Regions from separate parts of the Homo sapiens genome. Here region 2 is linked to region 1. A link is an interaction called in ENCODE POLR2A ChIA-PET data of the cell type or tissue named here. Cell type or tissue: endothelial cell of umbilical vein. All regions are shown on one strand. Links, peaks and the distances in the headings refer to the core of each region. The heading gives the core; the rest is flanking DNA.

Region 1 (2,913 bases), core at 251-2,750:
CAAGTCCAGCCTGGGAAACATGGCAGGTCCCCATCTCTAAAAAAAAAATTTAAATTTAAAATTAAAAAAAAAAAATCTCAATGGGAAGGCTGGGCATGGTGGCTCACGCTTGTAATCCCAGCACTTTGGGAGGCCCAGGCGGGTGGATCACTTGATCTCAGGAGTTTGAGACCAGCCTGGCCAACATAGCAAAACCCCGCCTCTACTAAAAATACCAAAAAAAAAAAAAAAAAAAAAAATTCGCTGGGTGTGGTGGCACATGCTTGTGTGAGGCAGGAGAATTGCTTGCACACAGGAGGCAGAGGTTGCAGTGATCCAAGATCACGCCATTGCACTCCCAGCTACTCGGGAGGCTGAGGCACCAAAATCACTTGAACAAGGGAGGCAGAGTCTGCAGTGAGCCAAGATCACGCCACTGAACTACAGCCTGGGTGACAGTGCAAGACTGTGTCTCAAATTAATTAATTAATTAATTAATTAACTGGGAGTGGTGGCACCTGGCTGTAGTCCCAGATACTTGGAAGGCTGAGGTAGAAGGATCCCTTGAATCTGGGAGGTGGAGGCTGCAGTGAGCCAAGATCGCACCACTGAAATCCAGCCTGGGTGACAGAGAGAGATCCTGTCTCAAACAAAACAAAATAAAACAAAACAGCTCCTTGCCTCCATGATGTTATTATTACATATGACATGTCTGTATCAAAACATTTCACGTGTCCAGGCTCGGTGGCCCACGCCTGTAATCCCAGCACTTTGGGAGGCCAAGGTGGGTGGATCATTTGAGGTCAGGAGTTTGAGACTAGCCTGGCCAACATGGTGAAACCCTGCCTCTACTAAAAATACAAAAATTAGCCGGACGTGGTGGTGCACACCTGTAATCCCAGCTACTCGGGAGGCTGAGGCAGGAGAATTGCTTGAACCCAGGAGGTGGAGGTTGCAGTGAGGTAAGATTGCGCCACTGCACTCCAGCCTGGGCAACACAGCAAGACTCCATCTCAAAGCAAAACAAAACATCTCATGTACCCCGTAAATATATACACCTTCTAGGTACCCACAAAAAAAAAAAAAATAAAAAGGCTTGGTGCGGTTGCTCACGCCTGTAATCACAGCACTTTGGGAGGCCAGGTGGGGCTGATCACCTGAGGTCAGAAGTTCGAGACCAGCTAGGCTAACATGGTGAAACCCAGTTTCTACTAAAAATACAAAAAATTAGCTGGACATGGTGGTGCGTGCCTGTAATCCCAGCTACTCGGGAGGCTGAGGCAGGAGAATTGCTTGAACACAGGAGGCAGAGGTTGCAGTGATCCAAGATCACACCATTGCACTCCAGCTTGGGCAACAAAAGCGAAACTCCATCTCAAAAAAAAAAAAAAAAGAGTTTTGTTCTGTCACCCAGGCTGCCGTGCAGTGGCACCATCCTAACTCACTCTACCCTCCAACTTCTGGCCTCAAGTGATCCTCCTGCCTCAGCTTTCTTAGCAGCTGGGACTACAGGCATGCACCCCAATGCCTGGCTAATTTTTCTGATTATTTTTTGTGGAGACAGGGTCTCGCTACATTGCCCAGGCTGATCTTGAACTCCTGGCCTCAAGCAATCCTCCTACCTTAGCCTCTCAAAGCACTGAGATTACAGGTGTGAGCTACCATGACCGGCAAAAATGTTCTAAAATTATACTATGGTGATGGTTGCAAAGCTGTGTGAATATACTAAAAGACTCACTGAACTATATACTTTAAATGGGTGAATTGTATAGGGTGTGACTTATACCTGAGTAAAATTGTTTAAAAAATAGTCTATGGAGGCTGGGCGTGGTGGCTCACGCCTGTAATCCCAGCACTTTGGGAGGCCAAGGCAGGTGGATCACGAGATCGGGAGTTCAAGATCAGCCTGGCCATGATGGTGAAACCCTGTCTCTACTAAAAATAAAAATAAAAAAAAAAATAGCTGGGTGTGGTGGTGGGCGCCTGTAATCCCAGCTACTCGGGAGGCTGAGGCAGAGAACTGCTTGAACTCGGGAGGTGGAGGATGCAATCCAGTTGGGCCAGACACAGTGGTTCACGCCTGTAATCCCAGCACTTTAGGAGGCTGAGGCAGGTGAATCACGAAGTCAGGAGTTCGAGACCAGCCTGACCAACATGGTGAAACCCTGTGTCTACTAAAAATACAAAAATTAGCCGGGCATGGTGGCGTGAGCCTATAGTCCCAGCTACTTGGGAGGCTGAGGCAGGAGAATCACCTGAACCCAGAGGCAGAGGTTGCAGTGAGCCAAGATTGCACCACTGCACTCTAGCCTGGGTGACAAAGTAAGACTCCATCTCAAAAAAAAAAAAAAAAAGTCCAATTGGGCATGCTTAGGGAAATACTGTAAGTAGATTCTCTTTATTCAGTTGCCTTTCTTCTTTCTTTTCTTGTCTTTTTTTTTCTTTGAGTCCGGGTGTTGCTCTGTTGCTCAGGCTGGAGTGCAGTGCTGCGATCATGGCTCACTGCAACCTCAACCTCCCAGGCTCAAGGAATCCTCCCACTTCAACCTCTGAAGTAGCTGCGACTACAGATGCGTGCCACCATGCCCGGCTAATTTAAAAAAATTTTTGAGGCCAGGTGCGGTGGCTCACGACTGTAATCCCAGCACTTTCGGAGGCTGAGGCAGGAGGATCACGTGAGGTCAGGAGTTCAAGACCAGCCTGGCCAACATTGTGAAACCCTGACTCTACTAAAAAAATGCAAAAATTAGCTGGGCGTGGTGGCAGGTGCCTGTAATCCCAGCTACTCAGGAGGCTGAGGCAAGATAATCGCTTGAGCCCGGGAGGCGGAGGTTGCAGGAGCGGAGATCATGATACTGCACTCCAGCCTGAGCAACAGAGCAAGCCTCTGTCTCAAAAAAAAAAAAAATTTTTTTTTTTTTTTTTATAGAGACT
Region 2 (2,913 bases), core at 216-2,715, 120 kb before region 1:
CTCGAACTTCTGGCCTCAAACAATCCTCCTGTCTCAGTCTACCAAACTGCTGGGATTACAGGCATGAGCCACCATGCCCAGCTGAGACAGCCATTTTCATGCAGCTTTGGTGTTAAAGATAGTTTAAACTATTCCTTACAGAGTTAGGAACAAACTCAGAGCAAATTCTTTGCTACCCTGCAGAGAGTTAGCCTACTGGACCTCAATAGGTCTCTACTGAGGACCTTCTGGGTGCTAGGTATGAACCTAACCCAGGGAAGTCAGTCAGAAACCAGATAGCCTCTTCCTTGCAGACACACAGTGGGGGCTTATTCCTTATTCCTCGGACTGCACACAGCACATTGAAGGGAAAGATACTCCCTTATGTTCCTTATTATTCATAAGGATTTTCTTCTTCTAACAGAGTAAGAGGTGTATTCTTAATTTTCTTCTATTTGGTTGGCTCCCACTCTGAGACTGCTACTTTGTCCCTGAAAAAAGTCACTTGTATAAGCTTGGATTGATTTAGATCTATTGCTTCTGGTATATTTTCCAAAATGTAGTTCCAGCAGAAGAGACCACATCACTGGTGTCCACTTAACTTGCAGTCATAAGCACTTTATAGAATTTCAGTGGCCATCTACCAGAAATCTAATTTCTGCACCCACTTATTAAGGAAGGAGAAGGACACATGGGCTGGGCAGGTACATACTGTTAATCTTCTGCTCACTGGGCTCTGGTCTCTCTCATCCCCTTCCCAATCTAATGCTGATTTGAAGTCTTTTGTAAATGACACCATAGAGAGAATGTCTTGGAAACAGATACCCCTTCTCTAAGCTCCAGTTTTCCTGGCCAGTACCAAATATCTCAGCTGTTCAAACAAAAATGATTTTAAAGCTAATTGTAGAAGACAAATGTACAGAAGTAATATTTATGTTTGTATAGTTGGTTTTTTCCCCATTCATCATACGTTTTTATATTATTCTTTCAAAAAATGGATTTTGTTGTTTTTACATGAGAAAACTAAGCCATTTCCTCAGTGTGTCTGGCTGGCTTCCCAGAGGGAGGGAAAGGAGTGCACAGTAAGATAAGAGGAATAAAGGCCTGAACAAACAGACATTTTTCTGTCTGGTGGCAAACAGGTGGGGTGTTTTAGCTCTGGGCCGAGAGAAACCAGAAGCCACAACGATGGCTCACAGGATCTTAAAAACATGTCAAAGGGCTTCCTGAGAGACAGGCTGAGGACACTCAGTGTGGAGACTCTAAAATGGGCAGTCTATTAAGCTTTTCCCAGGTCACTGGAGCAGAGCAGGGAGAAAACTTGGCAGCCGGCTAGGAAATATCAGAGGTGACCAGGACTATTCATCACCATAAGGACTTAGCAGCCATTCTGTTTAAGTAAATATTTCTGGTTAGTGTTTATTGGAAAACTATAAAAAAAATGGGAAATAGTGGCTTACAGCTGATACTGTATTTTCCTAAAAGAGGGAAAATATTGTTTCCAGAAATTCCTGCTTCCAGCATCCCCTGCTTATCAGACCAGGTACAGTTAAACTAGAAATTCTCTGGGTACTGGTTTTTCTCCGGACAGTTTTTCTCATGACTGTGTATCTCCAGGACCACCTAGCACAGTGCTGGCTTTTAGTAGAGGCTCATATACTTGGGAATGAATGATCAATTCCCCTACTGCAACTGCTTCTCTCAGAAGACTCTGGCAACCTGGCTGAGAACACAGGCTGCCAGCAAGCTTGGGGTGTCACTGACTGCAAAGCTAAACACTCCATCAGCACTAGCAAATCCCATGATGAATTCCTTTCTCCTTCTTTCTCCTTGCCTTTTGTTTTTAAGTTTTGCTTTTGGAAAATTTCTTTTTCTTTTCTTTTTTTTTTTTTTTTTTTTGAGATGGAGTCTCGCTCTGTCACCAGGCTGGAGTGAACAGTGAAGCAATCTCGGCTCACTGCAACCTCTGACTCCCTGGTTCAAGCTATTCATCTGCCTCAGCCTCCCTAGTTAGCTGGGATTACAGACACCTAGTAGCTGGGATTACAGGCACACACCACCAAGCCCAGCTAATTTTTGTATTTTTAGTAGAGACGGGGTTTCATCATGTTGGCCAGGATGGTCTTGATCTCCTGACCTCGTGATCCCCCCGCCTCGGCCTCTCAAAGTGCTGGGATTACAGGCATGAGCCACCGCACCTGGCCTTTTTTTTTTTTTTTTTGAGATGGAGTCTTGCTCTGTCACCCAGGCTGGAGTGTAGTGGCACGATCTCTGCTCACTGCAACCTCTGCCTCCCGGGTTCAAGTGATTCTCCTGCCTCAGCCTCCCATGTAGCTGGGATTATAGGCGGCATCACCACACCCAGGCAATTTTTGTATTTTTAGTGGAGACGGGGTTTCACCATGTTGGCCAGGGGTCTCAAACTCCCGACCTCAGGTGATCCACCTACTTCGGCCTCCCAGTGTGCTAGGATTACCGGCGTGAGCCATCATGACTGGCCTCCTTTTGGAAAATTTCAAAGACACACAGGAGTAGAGAGGAGAGAATAACAAGCCTACGGGTTCTACTGCTCGCCTTCCGCAATGATCGATGCCAGCCCAGTCTGGTTTCATTCCCTGCCATCCCCACTCCCACTGTCCTGGATTTTTTGGAGTAAATCCCAAATATCTCATCTAGGATTCTTTCAAAACTCTAAAAACAAATGTTTTTTAAAAAACCCACAATACTATTATTACCCTTAAAAAATCGTTAACTGTTAACTTCTTCATATCATCGACTATCCACTCAGAATTCAAGTTTCAGTGACTATCATCAAAATTTTTTCCAAATAATTTGTTCAAGAAAGGATCCAAATAAGGTCCCAACACTGTAACTGGCTAACGTATCTTTTAAGTCTCTCCCCGCTCCCCCCACCTTTTTTTTTTCTGAGACAGT

The links. ChIA-PET counts read pairs that join two places held together with the same protein. Peaks named below come from ENCODE experiments on the same cell type or tissue, not always from the same donor. Only the 100,000 strongest peaks of a DNase experiment are listed, where the experiment ranks them.
Region 2: POLR2A ChIA-PET joins it to region 1 with 5 read pairs; 4 of 35 experiments call an interaction of 5 or more read pairs at or near these places.

Annotation. Positions count from the first base shown.
Region 1 is chr12:111,617,707-111,620,619 of GRCh38, reverse strand. No RefSeq gene overlaps it. Among named protein-coding and RNA genes, the nearest start is that of ATXN2-AS, 20 kb to the right of the region's middle. In endothelial cell of umbilical vein, for the core only: no CTCF peak of the experiment used is centred there; no DNase peak of the experiment used is centred there.
Region 2 is chr12:111,739,748-111,742,660 of GRCh38, reverse strand. The region is part of intron 12 of ACAD10 (acyl-CoA dehydrogenase family member 10); the gene reads right to left. Among named protein-coding and RNA genes, the nearest start is that of ALDH2, 26 kb to the left of the region's middle. In endothelial cell of umbilical vein, for the core only: no CTCF peak of the experiment used is centred there; a DNase peak (open chromatin) is centred at 1,190; H3K27ac peaks cover 1,733 bases.